5 separate regions of the Homo sapiens genome follow, and all the other regions are linked to region 1. The links are chromatin contacts, found by Hi-C or POLR2A ChIA-PET in ENCODE. All regions are on one chromosome and are shown on one strand. The core of a region is the stretch at or near the end of the contact, and the rest is flanking DNA. Distances in the headings are between cores, read along the strand shown. Region 1 holds the start of RNF4 (ring finger protein 4). Region 2 holds the start of RGS12 (regulator of G protein signaling 12). Region 3 has its middle 27 kb from the start of FGFR3. Region 4 holds the start of LETM1 (leucine zipper and EF-hand containing transmembrane protein 1). Region 5 overlaps GRK4 (G protein-coupled receptor kinase 4).

Evidence for each region. Hi-C counts contacts between places; a loop is a spot of excess contacts on that map. ChIA-PET counts read pairs that join two places held with the same protein, here RNA polymerase II (POLR2A). Pooled maps may share reads with other maps.
Region 2: a loop to region 1 is called in a pooled map, with 20 times the contacts of the local background. The contact joins the promoter of RGS12 here to the promoter of RNF4 in region 1. A Hi-C loop is called at or near these places in 2 of 37 single-sample maps with no recorded cell type and 13 of 50 pooled maps.
Region 3: a loop to region 1 is called in a pooled map, with 4 times the contacts of the local background. The contact joins the enhancer-like site here to the promoter of RNF4 in region 1. A Hi-C loop is called at or near these places in 1 of 50 pooled maps. POLR2A ChIA-PET finds 5 or more read pairs at or near these places in 2 of 52 experiments (K562 and MCF 10A).
Region 4: a map of naive thymus-derived CD4-positive, alpha-beta T cell shows a loop between it and region 1 (6-fold over the local background). The contact joins the promoter of LETM1 here to the promoter of RNF4 in region 1. A Hi-C loop is called at or near these places in 1 of 168 maps with a recorded cell type or tissue (naive thymus-derived CD4-positive, alpha-beta T cell), 5 of 37 single-sample maps with no recorded cell type and 12 of 50 pooled maps.
Region 5: a pooled map shows a loop between it and region 1 (11-fold over the local background). The contact joins the enhancer-like site here to the promoter of RNF4 in region 1. A Hi-C loop is called at or near these places in 2 of 37 single-sample maps with no recorded cell type and 11 of 50 pooled maps. POLR2A ChIA-PET finds 5 or more read pairs at or near these places in 1 of 52 experiments (B cell).

Annotation. Positions count from the first base shown.
Region 1 is chr4:2,467,056-2,471,755 of GRCh38, forward strand. It overlaps RNF4 (ring finger protein 4), which reads left to right and starts at 2,051. Exons shown (of 8, transcript NM_002938.5): 1 at 2,051-2,203. LOC107986250 (a long non-coding RNA gene) reads right to left here and starts at 1,896. Exons shown (of 2, transcript XR_001741551.3): 1 at 1,345-1,896. RefSeq lists a silencer at 1,594-1,763 and enhancers at 1,914-2,273, 1,957-2,529, 2,574-2,693.
Region 2 is chr4:3,290,559-3,295,258 of GRCh38, forward strand. It overlaps RGS12 (regulator of G protein signaling 12), which reads left to right and starts at 2,463. Exons shown (of 18, transcript NM_001394154.1): 1 at 2,463-2,541. RefSeq lists silencers at 1,769-1,878, 2,059-2,538, 2,549-2,598, 4,622-4,700 and an enhancer at 3,252-3,837.
Region 3 is chr4:1,763,751-1,768,450 of GRCh38, forward strand. No RefSeq gene overlaps it. Among named protein-coding and RNA genes, the nearest start is that of FGFR3, 27 kb to the right of the region's middle. RefSeq lists enhancers at 2,418-3,277, 4,356-4,700. Within about 2 kb of position 2,886, at least 5 of the 41 ENCODE cell types and tissues checked have a DNase peak (open chromatin) inside an H3K27ac peak, as active enhancers do.
Region 4 is chr4:1,853,576-1,858,275 of GRCh38, forward strand. LETM1 (leucine zipper and EF-hand containing transmembrane protein 1) reads right to left here and starts at 2,581. Exons shown (of 14, transcript NM_012318.3): 1 at 2,294-2,581. The coding sequence starts at 2,375. RefSeq lists silencers at 1,047-1,223, 2,018-2,207, 2,218-2,777, 3,178-3,397 and enhancers at 1,789-2,290, 2,928-2,997, 3,667-4,462.
Region 5 is chr4:3,035,516-3,040,215 of GRCh38, forward strand. GRK4 (G protein-coupled receptor kinase 4) reads left to right here. Exons shown (of 16, transcript NM_182982.3): 13 at 1-8; 14 at 1,859-1,996; 15 at 2,861-2,998. Among named protein-coding and RNA genes, the nearest start is that of HTT, 37 kb to the right of the region's middle. RefSeq lists enhancers at 2,153-2,202, 2,783-2,872, 2,883-2,932. Within about 2 kb of position 2,761, at least 4 of the 41 ENCODE cell types and tissues checked have a DNase peak (open chromatin) inside an H3K27ac peak, as active enhancers do.

The DNA.
Region 1 (4,700 bases), core at 801-3,300:
TCAAAAATCAAATACTTAGGGCAGGGTGTGATGGCTCATGCCTGTAATCTCAACACTTTGGGAGGTCGAGGTGAGCAGATAACTTGAGCCCGGGGCTTCAAGACAAGACTGGGCAACATGGCGAAAGCCAGTGTCTACAAAAAAAAAATACAAAAAAATTAGCCAGGCATGGTGGCACACACCTGTGGTCCCAGCTACTCAGGAGGCCAAGGTGGGTTGATCATCTAAACCTGGGGAGGTCGAGGCTGCAGTGAGTGAGTCATGATTGTGCCACTGCACTCCAGCCTGGCTGACAGAGTGACACCTCGTCTCAAAAAAAAAAAAAAAAAAAAAGACTGGGTGCGGTGGCCCACGCCTGTAATCCCAGCACTTTGGGAGGCCGAGGCGGGTGGATCACGAGGTCAGGAGATCAAGACCATCCTGGCTAACACGGTGAAACCCCGTCTCTACTAAAAAATACAAAAAAAAAAAAATTAGCCAGGCGTGGTGGCGGGCGCCTGTAGTCCCAGCTACTTGGGAGGCTGAGGCAGGAGAATGGCGTGAACCCGGGATGCGGAGCTTGCAGTGAGCCGAGATCGCGCCACTGCACTCCAGCCTGGGCGACAGAGCGAGACTCCGTCTCAAAACAAACAAACAAACAAACAAAAAACACAAATACTTAGATATTTTACATGAGAATTACATTTATCTATCAGATACTCTACCATGCCAGATTTCCTTACAATTACGAAAAATAGCAAACACATATTGTTTGTAAATGCAACACAAAAACGTTAATGCTCTGGTTTCTATCTGCCTTGTCATTCCGTTATTTGACTCCATTTTCGAGGTTAGAAACTCACTGTAAGGTGGCCGGGCGAGGTGGCTCACACCAGTAATCCCAGCACTTTTGGAGGCCAAGGAGGGTGGATCACCTGAGGTCAGGAGCTCGAGACCAGCCTGGCCAACATGATGGAACTCCATCTCTACTAAAAATACAAAGAAAATTAGCCGGGCGTGGTGGCAGGCGCCTGTAATCCCAGCTATTCGGGAGGCTGAGGCAGGAGAATCACGTGAACCCAGGAGGTTAGAGCTTGCAGTGAGCCGAGATCGCGCCACTAAAACAAACAAACTCACTGTAAGGAAACAATGTAACCCAAGGCATTTGGGGTGACCTTCACGTTGCCTGAGGGTGCCGAGGGACCAGAGATGCTGGCCATGGACTAAGGTCTGGGTATTCTCAGGCAGCAGGGACAAGGTGGGCTTTTTTCCTGGTTGCTAAACCCACGTCAAAGTCGAGCTCAGGGACTGGAGCTCAAGAAACCCACCGCCCATTCTCCAGTCCGACCGGGGACCTGCATGCACCTCTGCCGTGCTGCCCTGAGTCCTCCAATCCTCCACACTCTTCCTCTGTTATGTACACGTCTCCACCCAGGCCTGCAAAAGTCCCAGCTTCCTCGCAGGGGCAGGGACCCGCACGCCGGCCCAGGGCTTGGCACGCGGGGATGCTGAAACAGGGCCAGGCCTGGTTTCCAGCCGATCGTCAGAGTCCCAAGGCCCAGCAACCTTCCTCACAAAGGCCTCGTTAAGAGGCGAGGAAACAAGAGCCGGGAGAGGGGCGCGGAACGGCGGGCGGGACGAACGACCAGCTCCGCGCCTCCGGCCAGCTGCGTCGAGCCAGGGGCACCGCGGCTGTTGTGCGGCTGGAAATCTAGGAATGGGAAGGTTCGGGGCCTGCTCGGCTCCGGAGGCAGCTGGCGGGTCGTCCCTGGCGGCGTTGGAGCGGTCAGTGGCAGCCGGGCACGGGCGACCGGGTCGCCCGGGTCGCCCTCAGACCGTGACTCCCGAAAAACCTTGCGGGCGGGGCGCGCCCGCGCCGTCTCTTGCCGGAAGGTGCGAGTTAGTGCGCTCGATTGTGGGCGGGGGCGGAAAGAGGCGCGTTTTAAAGTGGTAACAGATGGTTTTCTTATCCAATAGGATTAAAAAATTTGTCCTTACCCGGCCGACCGCGGAAGTAGAGTAGGCGGGCGGCCAATGGGGACATGATGGGGGGCGGAGCCGAGGCCTCCGAAGCGGAAGTGGGTTGCTGTTGAGGCGGCGGCATCTTTCTCGAGGAGCTCTCCTGGGCGGCTGAAGAAGGAGCTTCTTCTCCGGAGTGCGCCGGCGGTGGCGCCTGCGGACCTAACTAGCTCCAGGTTAGGCCGAGCTTTGCGGGAAAGCAGCGGTAAGTCAGGGCCTTGCAGATGCGAGGTTTAGGCAGCTTCGCGGCCTACAGAGGCCTCGGCCCGCGCCTCTTGGGGGAGCCGCGCTGCGCGGCTTGACCCAGCCGAGGCTTTGCAGCCCGGGACCTCGAGCCAGCTCTGGTCGCTCGCACTGCCGTCCGCGCGGGCGCACCGAGCCCGGCTTGGCGCGGGCAACAGAAGTTAGGAGGTCTGCGTCTGGGTCTCGGCTCACCCTGGGGGGCCGCGGCCATGGGGCTTAGTTCCTAGCCTAGGAAGGGAAACTGAGACTCTGGGAGGGGCAGGAACGCCCCCAAGGTCACTTGGAAAGTCGGGCAGGATGTGCTGTTAGGGGGAAGACCCGGGCAGGGTTTTTGTTCCCCGCTGACGACGCCTCCTTTGTGTGTTCGCGCCGCCGCCCCGCCATCGTGGGGCCTGCGAGTTTGCCGGGGTGCGTGGGCCGCGTGGCGGGGCCTTTTGTAGGTCGGGAGGATCTGAGTACGGGTGCGGGCCTGACCGTGGGGGCGCCGAGGTCGCAGTCTAAAACTTAGTAGGGCCTCGATTTCCGGGCGCGCTTCCGGGCCCCGGCTGGTGGTTGGTGGAACGTGCGACTGTGAGGCTTGCGGCCCAGCCCTGCACCGCTCGGGCCCTTCACCGCTCTGGCGCGCCTATAGACAGGTGTATGAAGATTCTCACGACCCGAAACAGAGTTGCTAGTAAACACCGCTTTTCCGCCTTTGATCCATCGAGGGAAGAGGGAAAAGGATAGAGCTTGGGCAAGCCGTTTTGGTAGGGATTTCAGCTTTTGTCTTTCACTTGTCAGTTCCCATAGACGTTCACAAACTTAATAATCTTCGTTCTGTTTCTGCACCAAGTTCTTGAGCCAGACGTAGGGTCTCAGCTCTGGAGCCTGGCTTAGACTGTCCAACTGACTGGGGAGACTGAGGTCCAGAAAAGTGAAGTGGTCTGCCCAAGGTCACATAGCCAGCTATTTGGCAGCAGATGAGGTTAAGTCCTACCTGCAAGATTTGGGTTTTGAATTCATTGACCAGGAGTTTTGGGACCACTGTCAATAAAAGAGACATTGAAGGGAATCTTTTGTTACTTTCTTGGTGATTTGCTTTTTAATGGACAAGGACATATTGGGTTCAGTTTTATCTGTGAGTTTGAGGTGAAATAGAGGCATTCGAGTAGCAAGATATATTGCTGGCTTTTGTATTGCCTGAATTTGAGCTTCCAAAAATCTTACTTTAACACATCGTTTATTGATCTTTTCTTGAATTACTACCTTTGTAAGGACCTTTTGTAAACATTGTTTTTCTAATCTTCATGAAATCTTAATGCCATACGTAAACTATTTCTTTTTATATAATGTATGCACATCTGTGCTTTGTACATAAAATGAGTAAGATTTTTCACTCTCCTCAAGATCAAAGTAGCGTATTTTTGAGGTCTCCTGTATGCCAACCTTTCTGCTTGGAATACAGCAGTAAACAGTCGTGGTCCTCCTGTAGCTGGGTGAGGATGGAGGGAATAAGAGATAACTCATTTTATTGTGTTTTGCAAATACTGCCTTTTTTTTTTTGCAAGGTGAAGGTTTATAGCAAGGATTCATCGAGCAAGTCTGTAAATGCCAGCCATTTTTCCAACAGCATGTGCTCACTTTGTGTCTCTTGTGTCACGTTTGGGTAATTCACAATATTTCACACTTTTTTTTTTTTTTTTTTTTTGAGGTGGAATCTCACTCTGTCACCCAGGATGCAGTGCACTGGCGTGTTCTCGGTCTCACTGTAACCTCTGCCATCTGGGCTCAAGTGATTCTCCTGCCTCAGCCTCCGGAGTAGCTGGGATTACAGGCATGTACTACCACACCCAGTTAATTTTTGTATTTTTAGTGGAGACGGGGTTTCACCATATTGGCCAGGCTGGTCTCGAACGCCTGACCTCAAGTGATCCGCCTGCCTCGGCCTCCCAAAGTGCTGGGATTACAGGCATGAGCCACCATGCCCAGCCCCAAACCTTTTCATTGTTACATCTGTTATAGTGACCTGTGATCAATGTTTTGGGTTACCATGAATAGCACTCATATAAGACAGTGAACTTAATTGGTAAAAGTTGGGTGTGTACTAACAGCTCCACTGACTGGCAGTTCCCAGTCTCTCTCCTCAGGCCTCTCAATTCCTTGAGACACAATATTGAAATTAGGCCAGTCAGTGACCCTACAGTGTCCAGGCAAAAGGAGCAGTCAGTTGAATCTCTCTTACTTTAAGTGAAGTTAAGAAATGTTTATCCTTAGTGAGAAAGGCGTATCAAAAGTTGAGATAGGCCAAAAGCTAGGCCTCTTGTGCTGAATGACAGTTAGCCAAGTTGTGAATGCAGAGGAAGAGTTCTTGAAATTAAAATGCTACTCCAATGAATACATGAATGATAAGCCAAACAGCCTTATTGCTGATAGGGAGAAAGTTTTAGTGGTCTGGATAGAAGATCAAACCATCCATGACA
Region 2 (4,700 bases), core at 1,213-3,712, 820 kb after region 1:
CCCACACCCCGAGTCCCGTGGAAGAATTATCATCCATCCCACTTGTTCAACTCAGGAGTGCCTCCTTAAGCAACTGTAGCCTATGAGCTGTGGGTAGGGCCGCTGAGCCGCTGCCTGGCAGGCACGGAAGAGCAGGTGCACGCTTCTCCATGGCCCTCCCTGTGCCAACAGAGGCCGCCCTGCCAGTCTGGGCCCAAGAGTGAAGCCTACAGGAGGAGAACCACAGGGGCCAGGGACTGACCACCCAGAGACTTGGGCATGGTTCTGTGTCTAGCCCCTCCAGATGGACTGAATGAGTTTTGCTTAATTGGCAAGACCTACCTTTTCAAAACCTTCCAGCATGACACTTGACACCTTCTCTCCGTCTCAGGCAATTTCTCCCCACTTCTGGGGGCCCTGGCTTTCACGGGGATGGACTAGGGTGCTTCCTCCCACAGAAACAGCTTCTTGGGCCACCCCCCTGCTGGGCATGAGTTCTCTCACAGGCTCGGTGACCCCTCGTATGAGCTGCTCGTCCTCTTCCCCTACCCCTGTCCATGAGGCACCTGGAGGCCGGGCAAGTGTAGAGGAAAAAGCCAAAGGGAAAGAAGAGACCTGCAGGTGGTGTTTCCCCATCTCTCACTCAGGGCCACTTGTCCCTGCCCTGGAGCCTCAGGAGGCTGAGCTCTGCGGCCTGCTTCCTTCTGGCTTGGCGCTGCTCTGGAAGATTCCACCATCTGCGCATAGGCAGGAGCCAAGAAGGTCCACAGTTTTGGGGGGGCCAGGGTGGGGGCAGTTTCTTTCCTGGCTCTTTTTTTTTTTTTTTTGAGATGGAGTTTCACTCTGTCACCTAGGCTGGAGTGCAGTGGCACAATCTCGGCTCACAGCAACCTCCGCCTCCGGGGCTCAAGTGATTCTCCTGACTCTGCCTCCCAACTAGCTTCGACTATAGGCGCGTGCCACCACGCTTGGCTAATTTTTTGTATTTTAGTAGAGATGGGGTTTTGCCATCTTGCCCAGGGTGGTCTCGAACTCCTGAGCTCCGGCGATCTGTCCGCCTCAGCCTCTCAAAGTGCTGGGATTACTGGCACGAGTCACCGCGCCTGGCCTCTTCCCTGGCTCTCTCTGCTGGGTCATCAAGGGCTGGCTGTGTCCCTTGGCCATAGGTCGCAGCTCCTGTTAAGTATCTCTCTCTCTTTGTCTGGCTTCCTGTAACCGCTCTGGCCGCGCTCCTTCAGCCCTGCAGGTGAAAACAGTTCCCTCCCTGCTGTTACCTGTCCCAATTCAGCACCGCCCTGTGGCTTCCCGGCTCCCGGACCGCGCCTCTGCCAGCGGGAACCCTGCTGGACTCTTAATTAATTGTCCCACTGAGAATGCCATTGGTTTCCTCCTGGGATCCAAACTAATCACACAAGACTAGATGATGGAGAGCTGCCAAGAAACCATGGGGCGGTGGCGGGGACGGAGGGGAAGCGTTTTGAGCCCATCAAGGCAGGTGACAGGAAAGAAGCAAACCCGAGAGGGGCCGAGTCCCTGGGCGGGCGGCAGGGCTGGAGCGTGAACAGCAGCGACGGATGCGTCTCGAGGGAAAAACGCGGCGGGAGAGAATGAGGGGAAGGCAGGAAGGAAGGGGCAGGGAGACCCAGCGCCGGGGAAGGAAGACACGAAGAGGGCGAGGAAGGAACTCCGGCCTAAAGGGTGAAGGCGGCGGCTGGGACAGGGCCAGAGGCGCAGGCCGGGGCCGGGCAGCTCCTCCTCTCGTGCCAGCGGTGCCTCCGGTCCCGCCCTCGCTGCTGCCCGCGCTCCGGGAGGGGCAGACCCGCTGGACGCCGCAGTCACCGCGCCGCCTTCGCGGGCGTCCCGGGGCCCGGAGGGAACGGCCTTTCCTGGCTGTCCCCGTGGCTTCGCCGCGGGAACTCACGCCGCCCCCGAAGCTGCCGCCAGCTCCGGGCATCTGCCCAGCCGAAAAGCCAGGGCGCCGGGGCCTGACTCCCCACAGCCAGGTTTCCCGGGCACAGAGACCCAACGGGAGCGGGACTTCCTCGGACACCGACGGCGAAGGACAGAGACAGCCCAGGCAGGGGCGGCTCCTCCCGGCCACACCGACCTGCCCTTCGCAGGGTGTCCCGGGCCAGCGGAGGCAGAGAAAACCAGCTTGCGGGAACGCAGTCGCTCCCAGCACCAGGGCCGGGCCAGTGCGGGTACACACCGTGCGCACCAGCGCCGCCGCGCCCCCAACGGAAGTCCCGCCCCCGGCCGTGGAGGCCCCGTCCCTCGCTTCTTCTCATCCCTGCTTCCCTGGCAGTCCCGTTACCACGCTGTCCCGACGCGAAGGCCCTCGCCCCGCCCCGTGCCCCGCCCCCGCATCGCCCCGCCCCAACCCCACCCCCTTGGCCCCGCCTCACCAGGTTCGCCCCGCCCCTCTCCGTCCCCGCCCCTCCTCCGGCCTCGGCCCCGCCCTCGCCTCGACCCCGGGGGGCGGTGGCTGCCGAGGCGACCGTTGCGCGCGCGGGCGGTGGCGCGGGCCGAAGCGCCCGGAGCGGGAGCGAGCGGCGCGGCCCGGTAGGTGTGCGGGGCCGGGGCCGGGGCGGGGGCAGGGCGCGCCGCCTCCGCTCTTTCTTTCGTCTCCGGGGCGCGCGCCCGCGCCCTCCGCCTCCCGGCCGATCCCGGCCAGCCCTGCGCGGCGCCCGTCCCCTCGGGGTCGCCGCCCGCCCGCCCTGCCTTTTGTTCGCCGGCCTGACTCAGGCTCCTGGTCCCGGGCCCGGCGCGGGGCGGGGCGGGGCGGGGGCGGGGGCGGGCGGCGCGGGGCGCGGGCCTGTGGGGCCTCCGGCCGGGCGGGTGCGCGGCCTCCTGGGGCCCCGCGCTGTGAGGCCCGCCCGGGCCCTTGGCGGGACCCGCGGGGGCGGCGCCGGGCAGGGGGTCCCGCGGGCGAGATGCGCCCGGGAGCGCTGGGAGGGTTCCCTCGTCGGACTCCACGAGCGGCCGCTTTGTTAGGGCAGAAGCTGCCTTCCGAGACCCGAACTCCAGACGCACTGCAGCGACCTGGGGTCGCCTCAGCCGCGGTGCCGCGATTGTGCAGTGTAGACAGAGGGGTCCCAGAGCCGTGCGGTGTAGACAGAGAGGGGCCCAAAGCTGTGGAATGGGGACAGAGAGGGGACCCAGAGCTGTGGAGTGTAGACAGAAAGGGCGCCCAGAGCCATGGAGTATAAACAGTGGAGTGTAGACAGAGAGGGGGCCCAGAGCTGTGGAGTGTGGACAGAGAGGGGGCCCAGAGCCGTGGAGTGTAGACCGAGAGGGGGCCCAGAGCCGTGGAGTGTAGACAGAGAGAGGGCCCAGAGCCATCTAGTGTAGACAGAGAGGGGACCCATAGCTGTGGAGTGTAGACAGAGTCTCATAGCCGTGCAGACAGAGAAGGGGCCCAGAGCCATGGAGTGTAGACAGTGGAGGGTGAACACAGAGGGGGCCCAGAGCCGTGGAGTGTGGACAGAGAGGACCACCTGGCCTCTCACCTGCTTGGTCACTTGCTGGGAATGTGTCCCTGGGCAGGTGACCACCTTCTCTGTGCCTGAGTTTCCTCATTGGACCTGTCTTTGGAGCTGCTGCAAGGGCTAAGAGTGTCTTTGTCTGAAGTCCTCAGCGTGGTCCATGCCGTCCTGTGCAGGGCCCTTCTGAGGCCACAGGGACGTGCAGGATGGCCGGCAAGGCCTGCACAGAAGGGGCGCTGGGGGGCCTTCCCAGGCAAGGCAGCAGCCCCACCATTCACAGCAAGGAGACTACCAAGGAGGGCAGAGAGGCGGCTTTGGGCAGCAAGGGCTGCTGGGGTGGAGTCCTGCTGGCCTTCCCCTAGAGAAGGCGACGTGGGGAGGGCAGAGCAATTCTGAGTAAGGGAGAACCAGTTTATATTTCACTTTAGAAAGTAATTGTCACAGTGCGAAGTTTCTTCCCCTGAAAAAGCGATATAAAAAGGTCCATCGTGGCCAGTGCTTTTGGGGACTTGAGATGATGGGTATCCGGTGCCCGGGCCCTGCGTGGTGCCTCAGCTGGATGCTCTGCAGGTGGGGGAGGCCATGTTGGCTGAGGGCAGGGGCTCAGGCAAGGGCAGTGGGGTGGCTGAGCCTGCACAAGTTGGTGCACCCCTGTCTGGGTCTTTTTCTTAAAACTGCAAGTCCAGCCTTATCTCTGAGACCTCCTGAGGCTGGAACCTGCCATCAGACAGGCTTACAGTTCTAGCCCTGGTAACTGCAATGATGCGGATGCCTCTGTGACTGGCAGAGCAGAGGGAGGAGCGACAGGGCAGTGGTGACCGGAGGTCTCAGGGAGGTTGACAAAGACAAGGGCGGAGGAAAGGCCCCTCACGTGGACTGGAGGTACAGTACTGACCTGTGGAGTGCTCAGGAGAGGGCAGGGGTGGCGCGGCCTGAGGGCATGTCCTGGGGAGGGTCAGGAGGTGGGAGGGAGGCACTCGACAGGCACTGCAAAGAGGAGGGAATCCAGGGTCAAGGGCTGGCTCCCTTTCTGCCCTGTTTAGGATGAGGGTCTCGGGGAAGAAGGGGTGGCCAGGCCGAGGAGACCTGTGGCGCTGGGAGCTGGGACTCAGTGAGGTCCTGGAGGTGGTGAGGGCCCAGAGGTGACAGCTGGTGACCCAGCCGGCCTGGCTGCTGCTGTGGGAAGGTCGGGGGTAGAGGAGATGGAGGACAGGCTGAGGCTGCCGCTAGTCAGCG
Region 3 (4,700 bases), core at 1,636-4,135, 700 kb before region 1:
GCAGGCGAGGGCTCCTGCCGCACCCGGCTCGGAGAAAGGCCCCTTCAGGAATGGCTGTCTCTGGCCTCTGGCCGCGGGGCCGGGCCGGGGGCTCGGTGCTGCACCCCCGACCCACAGGCCCACCCTGACCCTGGCCCCAGAGCCCTCTGGGCAGCCTCGCCCTTGCCCCCAGACCCCACAGTACGAGCTGGCCTGTGCTCATCCAGGAGGTCGTGGCCTGGAGCGGGCGTCCGGGCCATCCACCTCCACAGTCAAGAGCCAAGTCGTCCCTTCAGGGGCTGGGCTGGGTGCCAGGATGGTTGGGGGCAGAGGAGGAGAAAGAAGAGAGACCCAGGCCCAGGGCTTGCCCCGCTGGGCTCAGGCCCCGCTCAGCAGAGCAGGCATTCGGCTCTGGGGGACTGCAAACACAGGCCAGCCCTCAGGTGCAGCCCTGGAGAACGGCGAGTCGGAAGGAGGGGCGTGGGTCTGGAGCTGCCTACGACAATATTTAGACAATTTTTTTTTCTTTGAGATGGAGTTTTGCTCTTGTTGCCCAGGCTGGAGTGCAATGGCACAATCTCAGCTCACCACAACCTCCGCCTCCTGGGTTCAAGTAATTCTCCTGCCTCAGCCTCCCAAGTAGCTGGGATTATGGGCATGCGCCACCATGCCCAGCTAATTTTGTATTTTTAGTAGAGACAGCGTTTCTCCATGTTAACAGGTCAGCCTGGTCTTGAACTCCCAACCTCAGGTGATCCGCCCACCTCAGCCTCCCAAAGTGCTGGGATTATAGGTGTAAGCCACTGCGCCCGGCCAATATTTAGACAATTTAAGTGAAACTGAATGAAAACCAGGCAGCTGGCGTCTGTCCCTCTCATGGCCATAGGCGATAGGGCCCTGCAGACCCCAAGGGCAGGTGATTGAGACCTGGGGGCCGAGTGTGAGCCTGGCTGGCCTCCTGAGCCTGCTCCCACCCACATCTTGCCCCCACAGGGGATCCCCCACCCTCTGTTCCTGTTCCTGTAGGGCCTCCCTGAGCACGGCCCTCTGCCCTTGAACCCCCAGCCTCCTTAGAGCCTCCCCTGCACCACAGACCATGGTGGGGGCTGCGGCCTGAGGCTGGTACCGCCCCGTAAGGTGTCCATCCTCCCCTCCCTCCTCCTCTCCTCGGGGCAGGCCTGAGCCCCCACCTCCAGCCCTGCGAGGGGTGCGGGCAAGATGGGTGCCTGGCGCCAGAGCAGGGGCCAGCAGGACATGATGGCCTGGGACTCAGGTACTGAGGCAGGTGGCGGGGGGCTGCTATGGGGCTGGGGGCATCTTCTGACTTCTCCTTGGAAGGTGTGGCTGGCTTTGGGCCCAGACCCCTCAGCTGAGAATGGGGCTGGGCGGTCAGGGCTGGGTTCACATTGTGTGTCTCTGGGCGCCGAAACCCACCTCTCTCCAGAGACCCCTCTGCCTGCCTCTCCCCACTGGGGCTGCCTTGTCCCTGGCCCCAGTGCAGCTTGCAGCTAGGACACTCCTGTCCCCCAGCCCTGGCTCTCAGATGAGTGGAGTCTCCATGGGGCACAAAGAGTTGGGTGGCACTGAAGCCTGGTGCAGGGAGGGGCCTGCCAGGGACTGGAACTCGATGTTTGGGGACAGTTTCTTGTCCCCAGGGTCCCTGGGCCACAAAAAGCTGCAGGGTCAATCCAGAGACCCCAAAGCCCTGGCCTCCTGCCCAGCCCACTTCACACTGCCACCCCTGCATCCCTGGGGTCTGCTGGGTGCTTCTACCTCCTCCTCCATCCTAGCAAGCTCCTATTCACCCCTGAAGACCCACGCAGAGGAAGCTCCCCTGACTCAGGCTAGCCTCGTCCCCTGCCCTCTGCTCAGGCTTGTCCCCTGCCCTCTGCTCCTGGGAGATGGCAGTGGGCAGGCGTTCTGCAGGCAAAGCCCATGGCGGGCCTGGGTGTGGACCCCCCTCTGTCCAGGCCTCCCTAGAGGAGCAAGCCCTGCACCACCTCAGCCCTGGGCTCCACCTCAGCCCTGTTGTGTCACGTGACTGCGCCCTGGAGGGATACTCAGAGGGGTGAAGATGAGCAAGGCACCTGCATTCCAGCAACGGAGCAGGCACAGAGTGGGGAGAAGGGAGGAGGGAGGAGGGAGGAGGGCGTGGAGCACAGGGCACTAGTGCTGCAGCCTAGTGGGCACCAGGGAGCTTTGGTTCTGACCTGGAGGTCACAGGAGCCACTGCCGGTGTGGGGTGGGGCAGGATGTGGGGGATCCCCTGGCTGCCGTGGGCACAGGGGACAGGAGGCCACCCAGGACAGCAAGGTCCCTGTGGGGACTGGGGCTGGGGTCAAACGTGAGGAGGGTGTAATTTCAGGCCTTTGTAGGTGGCCTTGGGCCTAGGTGCAGGCTCACACCTTCCCAACCTCCTGCCCTGCCCTGGGGCCCCTCCCTGACATGGTGGGCAGAGCCCAGGCTGGCTGGGGTGCCAGGTCCCACCAGGGTATTAGGGGGCAGGGCCTGGGAGGCCAGTACCCCTGGAATCACTCAGCTCTGGGCCTGCCACCCAGGAGATGAAAGGCCCTGCCCCTCTCAGGGCCCACATGCCCTTTGAAGGCTGTGGGAATGCCCGCAGGGCAGGCGAGTGCCAGGCGTGAGGAGGCTGCTGGGGCCATGGCGGAGGCCCAGAGGATGGCCCAGGCCTGCAACGCCTCCTGCTGAGTCCCGGCAACCCTCCCAAGGCCACATTGTCATGCACTTCCCAGCTCTGAGGTGCCAGTCGAGGAGGGAGGGGAGGGGCAGGGACGTGCCCCCCCTTCTAGGCCTGGGACCCTGTCTTCCATCTGGACTGCCTGTAGAGGCAGGGGCCCTGTGGGCGGCTGCGAAAGCAGGGTTCACCCACCCAGTTCGGGCCTTAGTGACCCGCGCTCAGCCACAGCCACAGGGCCCTTCAGCAGGTCGCCCGAGGCCCCTCCCCCACCTCCTCTCCAGTCCAGGGTCCGAGGACGGGTCTCCGGCCATCCCCGCCTCAGGGGTCAGCACAGAAGCTCCAGCCAGAGCCTGGTCCCTGCCCTCTTCAGACCAGGGCTGTAGGGGGATGTCCTGCCACTGGCAGGGGTCGGCCGCCTGCCCTCACCCTCCTGGCTCCGGCGGGCGCGGCTGGAATGTTTGCCTTTGCTGTTTGCCGGGGGAAGGGGGGGTGGGGTGAGCGCGGCCCCCCGGGGAGCCCTGTCCCGTCCAGCTGGGTCCGCGAGGCCAGTCGGCCGTGGAGGGGACCCTCCGGCTCCGACGGGGAGTTCCAGGGCCGGCGGTGGCACAAAGGGTGCTTCCTGCCCGCGGTGGTCCCTCGTCTGCTCCGGCCCCTGCGGCCCCGACTGGGAGACCCAAGCCCAGAGGCGCGCCCGGCCCCACCGCCCCCTCCGCCCGCCCGCCTCCGGGGCTCCCCGCGCGGCTCGGAGATTATGCAAATCCCCGGCGGCTCCTTAATTAAATCCCTAACGAGGCGCTGGGGCCGGGCCAGGGGCGGCGCTGAAAGCCGGGGTCACGCTCCAGAGGGGCCCGGCCCGTCTGCGACCAGGGGGCCCCCGCGCCCCTCCCGGCCTGGGAACCACGGCGCAGCCTGAGGGGGCGGGTCTCCCCTCCTCCCTCCCTCCCCTCCTGCCCCTCCCTCCCCTCCTGCCCCTCCCTCCCCTCCTGCCCCTCCCTCCCCTCCTCCCCCTCCCTCTCCCTCCTTCCCCCCTCCGCTCTGCCCCGCTCGCCCGGCCGCTCCCGGCCTCGGTGTCCCCACCGGGAGGCGCGCGCGGACCCTCCGGGCGCCGAGGGCTGGGGTCCCGGGCGCGAGGCCGCCGGGTCGGGGGCGGGGCCGGCGGGGGCAGCGGCCCCCAGCGCCCCGCGCTCCCCTTTCAGCCGCCTGTTGTTGGGCCAACAGCTCGGGCCGCAGCCGCCTGAAAGGCCGGGATTAGCGAACATTAGCGGCCTTTGAGCGGCGCCCGGGGAGCCCCTTCCGCCCGCCACGCCCGCGCCGGCCGGAGCCCCCCGCCCCGCGCCCCGCGCCCCGCTCCCGACCCCGCTCCGCCAGCAGCGGCCCGGAGCTGCCCTTTGTGCAGAGCTGGGGCGGCCCGTACCGTCGTGCCCTTCGGAGAGACCCAAGGGTGTTCTCCAGGTGGGAGGGGTGGTGCCCCCGCTAGGTCACGGCCGCCGCCCCCACCCCGGCCCACCCCGCCTTCCACCCCCACCCCAGGCCCCGGCTTCCAGCCCTTCTTCGCAACCCCAGCACCGCCTCCTCCCGGCAGCCAGCGGGAGTTTCCTGAGCTCAGCCCCAGGTCGCTGGGTCCCTGCACGCCTCCCGTCCTCCTGGAAGCCCTGGCTCCAAGGTTCCATAGGCAGGTTAGCACCCCTTCCCCACCCCCCACCTGGCCTCATCCTTTTCTCTCAAAGTAGTTTCTGGGCTCTGGGGCCAGAGGGGAGGCTGCTCATGAGATGTCGCTGTTCCCAGACAGAGCTCCGGCCCTCTCACATATGCGGAGCGCTGTCTGAACGCCCGGCCCTATCCCGGGACACCTGACCCAGATTACATTACAAAAAGGTGTTGTTATTACCCTCATTTTACAGGTGGGAAAATGAGGTGCAGTGAGGCAGCCCAAGGTCACCCTACAGCAGGTGTGGAGGGGGAACTTGACCTCAGCCCCAACACCAAGGGTGTACTCGCCCGTTCTCACCTGGCCCCGCCGTCT
Region 4 (4,700 bases), core at 1,331-3,830, 610 kb before region 1:
GGTCACTGCAGACAAGGAAAGCCTGAGAGGCAATCAAGAAGGGTGGTACAGATGGGTCCTGGGACAGAAAAAGGACCTCAGAATGGAGAACGGGAGAGTAAAGAAAATCTGAATATGTTATGGACTTTAGTGAACAGTAACAGATCAAGGTCAGTTCATTAACTGTGACAACGAACCCTACTCATCTAAGATGTTAATAGCAGGGGCCTGCAGCACTCCACTCGGTGTATCACTCATCAGTTCAGGGACCTCCTCCACAGTCCAGCCCTGGGTCTCGCTGGCTCTGAAATCCCTACTGTTTCTACAGCAGACCTGCCAGTGTCCCTGTCACAAAGCACAGTAGTAACTACAGAAGACATTTGTGTTCCTGAAATGACAGAATCGCACATAAAAAGCTAATTATTATTATTATTTATCAAAAATCTGATAATAAGCACGAAGTGTTAAAAGTACTTTTATCACCATCAAGAGGTCCAGAGAGAGCTCTAACATCTAACACAGCAACTGGAAAGACCACATGCTGAGCTCCACCTTCAGACTGTGCAGTTCCACCACTCAACATCCTCTCACCACTCCAAAAGTTTCAGTGGCTAACCAGCCATTATTGTAAAAATTACAAGAATTGGCCAGGCGAGGTGGCTCACGCCTGTAATCCCAGCACTTTGGGAGGCTGAGGTGGGTGGATCACGAGGTCAGGAGTTCAAGACCGGCCTGACCAACATGGTGAAACCCCATCTCTACTAAAAATACAAAAATTAGCCAGGCATGAGGGTGTGCGCCTGTAATCCCAGCTACTCAGGAGGCTGAGGCAGGAGAATCGCTTGAACCTGGAAGGCAGAGGTTGCAGTGAGCCGAGATCATGCCACTGCACTCCAGCCTGGATGACAGAGCGAGACTCCATTTCAAAAAAAAAAAAAAAAAATTACAAGAATTGGGGGCCGGGCGCGGTGGCTCACGCCTGTAATCCCAGCACTTTGGGAGGCCGAGGTGGGTGGATCACCTGAGGTCAGGAGTTCGAGACCCGCCTGGCCAAGACGGAGAAAACAGTCTCTACTAAAAATACAAAAATTAGCCAGTCGTGATGGCGGGTGCCTATAATTCCAGCAACTCGGCAGGCTGAGGTAAGAGAATCACTTGAACCCAGGAGGTGGAGGTTGCAGTGAGCCAAGATCACACCACTGCACTCTAGCCTGAGCAACAGATTGAGACTCTGTCTTTAAAAACAAACAAACAAACAAACAAAAAAAAACAAGAATTGGGAGGATACATTCAGGGCAACTTCAATCTATCTCTTTGGGGGTGGGGAACAGAGACAAGAATATTGAAGCTGGGTGCCTGGGCATGGTGGCTCCTGTAATCCCAGCACTTTGGGAGGCCAAAGCAGGAGGATCAGTTGAGCCTTGGAGTTCAAGACCAGGCTGGGCAACATACCAAGACCCTGTCTCTACAAAAAAACTACAAAAAAAAAAATTAGCTGGGTGTTGTGTGGCACAACTAACAACTTGGGAGGCTGAGGCAGAAGGATAGCTTGAGCCCAGGAGTTTGAGGTGCAGTGAGTATGATCGCACCACTGCACTAATTATTTTACTTGAGTCCCTCTTAGCAAGTTTTATGTTTATTCCAATTTTACAAATAAGGACATAGACTCAAATAAGTTGGTTAATTAGAGAGAGAGAGGAGGTGGGCACACCCTGGGACAGCATTCACTCCAGACAGCACCTGAGGCTAGGGGGGCTAAAGCCACGCACCCTGAGGACCCTCAGCGGCTCCGGAGTCCCCGTGTTCCCCGGGTGCCGGTCGCGGCCTAATCACACCACAGGGGTTTGTAGGTGCTGGCATCACCTCATCAGTGACGGACCAGGAAGGCTCCTGCAGCCCAGCAGGTCCTGCTCGCCGGTGTCTGCCCTGCCCACCCAGTCTCGTCTCCGGGACCCCAAACGTGACCAAAGGGCACGGCCGTCCTCGTGCGTGGACACGTTCCACCAAGCTTACTCGCGCAGGGCGCGCCAGGGCTGCCCAGCCCTTCAGAATTTTCCCACTGTCTCTGAGGCAGTGACCCGGGGGACCCGGCCGCCTAAGGTCACAACACACGGCAGAGGCCCAGCGGCTCCGCCCGGCGCTGGCGGCCCAGCCCGCGACGAGACCCGGGGCCCCACGGTCCCGCAGGGGCTCCGGAGGCCGGGACCACCGGGCTCCCCGCATCGCCGTGACAACCAGCCCGAACCCGCGGGTCGTCCGCGCTCCCGACCCACCAGCCGGGAGCCGGCCCCGCCCTGGGGTGCCCGCCGCTTACCCCGCGGGACGGTGTACCGAGGCGGCGGCGGGAGGCGGGCGGGCGCCCGGCCGCGGCAGCTCCTCAGTAAGATGGACGCCATGTGCTCGGGCGCGGCGGCCGCTCCGGCCTCCTGCGCTGCCTCCTTCTCCGCGGCGGCCGCGGCTCTTCGCCGTCCCGGCGGCGCTTCAGACCCGGCCCGCGCGGACGGCTGACAGAGGCGGCTGGCCTCGGACGGGAGGCGCTCTCCTCAAGGACCCGGCACCAGCGGCGGCCTTGTCCCGGCACAGACGTCCGGAGGCGCGGGGCGGGGCGGCCAGGCCGCGGCTCCCATTGGGCCCCTCAGCGCCCGCCGCTGGCCAGGTGAGGGGCGGACCGCGCCACCGCGGACTACCGGTTCCGGCGTGCACCGGGACGGCCTGCACGCTGGGGTGCGGACTACCGATCCCGGCGTGCACCGGAGCGGCGGACTACCCTGAGGCGCGGACTACCGGTCCCGGCGTGCACCGGGGCGGCTGGCTCCTGGGGCTCGCTGCATCCTGGTTCCCGTCGTACCGTGGACGCCGGGGCTCGCAGCGTGGCGGCCGCAGGAGCTGAGGGAGTCGGCCGCGCTTGCGCGGGGAGTGTCTTTTCGTCTCCGGGCGGCGGCAGCAGCGCGTGTGTCCGGAACTTTTCTGGGACTAAGTCCTGCACCCACGAGTAGAAAACGGCTCCTGGGAGCTTGGGGCTCCAAGGGCAAGTCAGGGGACGCTGGGGATGGAGGGGCGCCCTCGACGCCCTCGGCCGCGGTCCCTCGCCGGCCCCCCTGCTCTGTGGCTCTGCCCTCGGCGGTCTGCACTCTGGCGCGCGCAGCTCTGAGTGCCTCTTCCCTGCGTACCGGGCGGCGCTCCCCAGATACGGCGCTGCTCGGCGTCGGGAGTCCCCGTCACCACTGGGGGGACGGGAGCGCAGGGTCCCGCCCCGAAGGACAGGGCCATGCCGGCCCCTGGAGGCGAGGGCACTAGGCCGGGTGGCGGCGCAGCCAGCATAGCGGCCCCCCATCCCGGCACACCGCGTCCTCCCGTCTGAGCGGGAGGGGTAGATATGGGTCCTGCGTTGGCGCGGGGGGACCCCTCGTTTCGCTCTGGCCTAAGCAGCCCCTGGGGTCCCGCGCGCCGCAAGAGCGCCAGACTTCCTAACCTGGGCCATACCCTGTCCGCTCCACTTCCCAGTCCAAGAAGGAACAGCCGAAGCCCAGGACGCCAAGGACCTGGCTCGAAGTCTCCAGAATTCCCGCCAGAGCTGGGCTGGGCTCGCGGACCGCTCATGCGCCGTCTCCCAGGAGCCTCCCCCCAGCCCAGTTTAATAGCCGGCCCTGACCAGTCCAGGGGAGAGAGACCGTGCAGCCTCCCAGCAGACCGTGACCTCTGAGCTCCACCTTCCCCTTCCTTCCCTAAGATGAGGATCCCTGAGTTGGGGCAGAGAAAGCAGGCAGGGAGAAAAATGGGGACCTGCGGCGCTGGGGGCCCAGCTGGTGGAGATCTCCAGCTAGGAGATCCCCAGCACAGCACTTGCCCTGCCCTCTGTCTTGTTCAGGGATGTAACCTGCCTCCTCCTGCTTCTCCGCGGCACCTCAGGGCACCGCCTGGGGAGGGTCTTGTAGTGCACACTCAGCATCTCTGTTCCCTGGAGCGCATGGGGTGTGAAACGCCTGATGCCAGCCAGCTCCCCAGTCTTGAGAGGCTGGTTGAATGGCACATCTCCCTAGGAGGCTCCCTCCCCAGGGTCCCCTCTGCCCCTGCTGTCCATGCAGTCGGTCCTCACCCGTCAGGAAAACGTAGCCTGCTTGCCTGGGTGGTTTTCCCCATCAGGAACTGCCAGGTACTGGGCCTGGATGGGCTTGAATTCCCCATCTCAGTGGGAGAAGGGGGCATTGTTTAGTGCAGGGCACTTTGAAGCCGTCTGTAAGTCCCTGTGTCCACACCGGTCAGTGGGCACTGCAGACATCAAATGCAGACAGAGTTTAAGCACAACTAGGCCTGAACCTAGGCCTGTGCTGCCAACAGACATGAAGGGGCCCCTTTTCCACCCATCCCCCAGGAGGCAAGAGGGGGATACAGAAGGATAGTCCTTGCCTCCCCACCCAGGGTTGGACCTGAGCTGGAGTGGACAGTTGGTCAGGGTCAGAAAGAACTGGACTTTTTATGGCCCAGCTGTAGGACTTTTTATGGCTCAGCTGTAGGACTTTTTATGGCCCAGCTGTAGGACTGTATGTCCTAGTCCTGGTCTGGACATTGGTTCTGAGCACCAGATGACCCTGCCCGATGCTGGCTAGGGAGGGTGACCCCGGAGAGGGTGCAAGAAACAGTGCTCCTCTCGTTAATGCTGTGGGGTCCCAGGTGTCCCGGCAAGGCCAGGCAGGAGGTGGTGACTGCCCCATCTGTGCTAG
Region 5 (4,700 bases), core at 1,511-4,010, 570 kb after region 1:
GTCCTGATGTAAGTGCATTGCCAGGACGAGCAGGGCCCTAGGAACAGTGATCCGCACAGCACGGTTTTTCTCTTTCTTTTTTCAAAAATAGAGATGGGGGGTCTCACTGTGTTGCCCAGGCTGGTCTTGCACTCCTGGCCTCAAGTGGTCCTCCACCTTGGCCTCCCACAGTGCTGGGATTATAGGCGTGAGCCACTGTGCCCGGCTGCAACACAGTTTTTTGTTTTTTTTTGTTTTTTATTACAACAGATACAGAATCAGCAGGTACAGTTAGCATGTGGCTTTTGCTCATGGTGCCTGTCCTACCTGGTTCTTCTTCCCTCCCCCGTCACCCCAGTGTGCTTTGGCCACTCACTGGGCCCCTCACAGACCTCAGCGGTGCTCTAGCTCCCTGCCTCGTGTCACTGTCAGCCTCACTGCTGGGGGAGCCCCCCAGGTAGCTGAGACCACAGCCACACACCACCCAGCTCATTTTCACTTCTTTTCTAGAGACGGGGGTCTCCCTATGTTGCCCAGGCTACTTTTGAACTCCTGGCCCCAAGTGATCCTCCTGCCTTGACCTCCCAGAATGCTGGGATTACAGGCATGAGCCACTACGCCTGGCCACCCGTGTCCCCTTTCTGGTCTCAGGGCTGGCTTTCTCTCTCATTCTTGTGTTTCCCACAGCCGTGAGGCCCTGCTTCCTTTGTCTGGAACGCGTGTCCCCACTCTGCTTCTCATGAGGTCCTGGGACTGTGGCCTGGCCCCGTACTGAGGACCCTGAAGTGGTCACTGTGCCTCCTTGTGAGTGTGCTGTTGGGACACCTTCCTCTGGACTGTCCCCGAGGGGCGGGGCCTGCCGGTCCACTTCCGCCTCCCCACCTTGAGGGTATGAATGAGTGAAGAGCAGCTACTCTAACAGCTGTGCTGACCGTGGCCTTTGGAGCCACTGCTTTGCTGAAACACTCACTGTAGTGCACAAGTCCTGGGTGAAAAGTTTCTCAGGACTGCGGGTGCCTCCGGCATGAGCAGATGAGGGTCCCACAGCTGCCGACTTCCGTGCTTTTTGTTCCTTTGCCCTGAAAGTGCAAGGAACTGTACTGGCGGCAGGTGGAGACCCGGACCTTGGCACTCCCTCCTGCCTGCCTGACCCTCTGCCTCTGAGGACAGCAGTGCCGGGATAGGAGCTGCAGACCTGGGTTCCTGTCCCAGAGGAGGGACCTGCTGATTCAGGGAGCTGAGCGGAGGGATGAGGTCCCTTGCAGCCTTGGAGACCACTCAGTGGACCTGCAGGAGGATGGGAAGTGGGAGCTGCTGCTGTTCCTCAGGTTTTCTCCGGGTGCTTTGCCAGGAGTGCACCAAGAATTGGAGGCAGGGGCGAGAATTGTCACTAAGGGATCCCACCGCTGGTGGCCTCTGTCCCTGTTCACACTTCTCCGGTTCTGTGCTGCATCTTCCAATACGTGCAGTCCACCCTGCCCTGCATCCCTGACCTCTGTTTGCAATCCATTTTGCACTACGGAAAGGAGAAGGGCATGGCCTCAGGAGGGGTGTGTGTGTGTGTGTGTGTGTGTGTATGTGTGTGTGTATGTGTGTGTGTGTGTGTGTGAGAAAGAGGGAGAGAGCCAGGGCATGCAAGGGACCTGGCACAGACAGTACCACAAAATTGGTGACACTAAAAGCTGGCGAACCACCTCTTCAGAGGACACATTCTGTGATTTAGAAAATGCCTCAAGTGAGAGGGGCCTGGCAAAAGAATGGAGACAGGGAGAGTGGCGGTGTTTATGCGTCAGTTTGCTGGGCGTTTCATTCTTGGGAACTGAGGGAGCTGAGAATTGCTGTAGTCATCTCAGAGGCTGCCCCTGTTCTTGCTACACAGCCTCATGCCGTTTACTGTAAGGACGTCCTGGATATCGAGCAGTTCTCGGTGGTGAAAGGGATCTACCTGGACACCGCAGATGAAGACTTCTATGCTCGGTTTGCTACCGGGTGTGTCTCCATCCCCTGGCAGAATGAGGTACTGCCCTTCCAGCACAGCCGCTTTACGTTAGTTCCAACAGTGACCCAGGGAAAAGGGTGTGTGTGTGTCCGTGTGTGTGTGTGTGTCTGTGTGTATTTGGGAGATAAAATTATATAAGACGGCTGGGCGCAGTGGCTCACGCCTGTAATCCCAGCACTTTGGGAGGCTGAGGCAGGCAGATCATGAGGTCAGGAGTTCGAGACCAGCCTGGCCAACATAGTGAAACCCTGTCTCTACTAAAAGTACAAAAATTAGCCAGGCATGGTGGCAGGCACCTGTAGTCCCAGCTAGTAGGGATGCTGAGGCAGGAGAATCGCTTGAACCTGGGAGGCAGAAGTTGCAGTGAGCTGAGATTGCGCCACTGTACTCCACCTTGGGCGACAGAACGAGACTTCGTCTCACCCAAAAAAAAAAAAAAAAAGATTGTATAAGACTTTTGACCACAGGACTAGACCATGGGCAAGCCAAGGACCATATCAGCAGCTGTCCAGAAGCACAGCGGCTGTCCCTGGTCCCAATGACAGGAAGTGGACAGGAGGTAGCTATTTTGGGTCTGATGGGAGCTTGCCTGCCACCCCGAGCCCCACTCCCTAAGCAGGGCTGGCTGGCAGCCAGGGTTCCCATGGTAGTTCCCTGCTTTGGGAGTACACTCAGAGACAAGGGGAGAGGAGACCACATTACTTATTCCAAGAAGAGGTCAGGAAGCAGGGAAGGAGGAACCCAGAAAAGGGGCCCCACAGTGGGTGCAGGAGCTCTGAGGTGCCCCGCACGGGGCTGGGCAGGAGCTGCTGGCACTGGGAGACACCCACTGACCTGGCAGTTTCTCTGCGGCTTCTCTGTCCTGTTATTCTGTGCATGCAGATGATCGAATCTGGGTGTTTCAAAGACATCAACAAAAGTGAAAGTGAGGAAGCTTTGCCATTAGATCTAGACAAGAACATACATACCCCGGTTTCCAGACCAAACAGAGGCTTCTTCTATAGACTCTTCAGAAGAGGGGTAAAAAGACTTAAAAACTAATATATGTGTGTGTATGTGAAAAAAAAAAAAACATACTGACTGCCAAGGTGAAAACCTGGTACTTTTTCTGTTTGCGATGGCTCCTACAGGCAGTTTTATACAGTCTGAGAGCCACATGGTGCTAGGTGGAGGCCAGCCAGAACAATGAGAACACCCTCGCAGTGAGGTTTGTTGCTGGGATGAAGACTGTTCTGATCCAAAACAGGACTACCTTCCAGCATTTACAAACAGGTTCCCGTGTCGCTGACAAAATAGTTTACACTGGGCTCAGAAATCGGCATCCTGTGGAACCTTCGTCAGATGGCACTCACAGTGCATCTCTCCCTGCTCTGGCTCTTAGACTCACCTCCTTCGCCCGCTGCACGGGGAAAGTGGATTCCTTTTTGAAAAGGGAATCCTGGCTGGGTGCGGTGGCTCACGCCTGTAATCCCAGCACTTTGGGAGGCCGAGGCAGGTGGATCACCTGAGGTCAGGAGTTTGAGACCAGCCTGGCCAACATGGCAAAACCCCAATTCTACTAAAAATACAAAACTTAGCCGGGTGTGGTGGCACATGCCTGTAGTCCCAGCTACTTGGGAGGCTGAGGCAGGAGAATCGCGTGAACCCAGGAGGTGGAGGGTGCAGTGAGCCGAGATCGTGCCACTGTACTCCAGCCTGGGCAACAGCGCAAGACTCCATCTCAAAAAGAAAGAAAGAAAAATGGAATCCTTTGGAAAGACTTTCTGTAATAGCATTAAATGTAGACAAGCCTTTTTTCCATGCAAAGTGTCTCTCCTTGGATTCGTGGGCCATCCTACTTTGCACCCTGTGTGTTCCCAGGGGGTTGATTCAGAGCTTGGCCACTAACATTCTAATCCATCTTTCTTTCAGTATGAAAAATAGGCTAGGCGTGGTGGCTCACGCCTGTAATCCCAGCACTTTGGGAGGCTGAGGAGGGTGGATCACCTGAGGTCAGGAGTTCAAGACCAGCTTAGCCAACATGGTGAAACCCCATCTCTACTAAAAATATAAAAATTAGCCGGTCATGGTGGCATGTGCCTGTAATCCCAGCTACCTGGGAGTCTGAGGCAGGAGAATCGCTTGAACCTGGGAGGCGGAGGTTACAGGGAGCCGAGACTGCACCATTGCGCTCCAGCCTGGGTGACAAGAGTGAAACTCTGTCTTAAAAAAAAAAAAAAAAAAAGGAAAAAAAAATAAGCTTTAGGTGGGAAATATCTCAAAGTGGCATTTCCCATGGCTGTCTTTCCTCTGAGAACTAAGGGTTAGGTGTGAACTAACAAAATGGCTCTCCCTGACCCTCAGTGTGTAGCCAGCCCTGCATGGAAATAAATGCTCCTCCCTGGGCCCCGGTCCCAGTGTCCACACTTGGAGATGGAACCCAGGTTCCCACGTTTTGGGGAAAACCTGCCGTTGAGAGAATCTGATTGCACAGAGTGAAGCCCATTCTCCCCACACTGCTTCTTAGGCAGCCAGAGACCCTGTGACATTCATGCCTCAGCCATGGTACATGCAGAACTTACCTGCTGCATTTCCTATGTATGTGAGCTAAGCATCTACCACATCATGAAGTAAATAAGGAGAAAATTTTTCAGGTTTTTGCCTGCCTTAAAATTAGCAGCCCCCTGGCCGGGCACGCTGGCTCACACCTGTAATCTCAGCACTTTGGGAGGCTGAGGTGGGA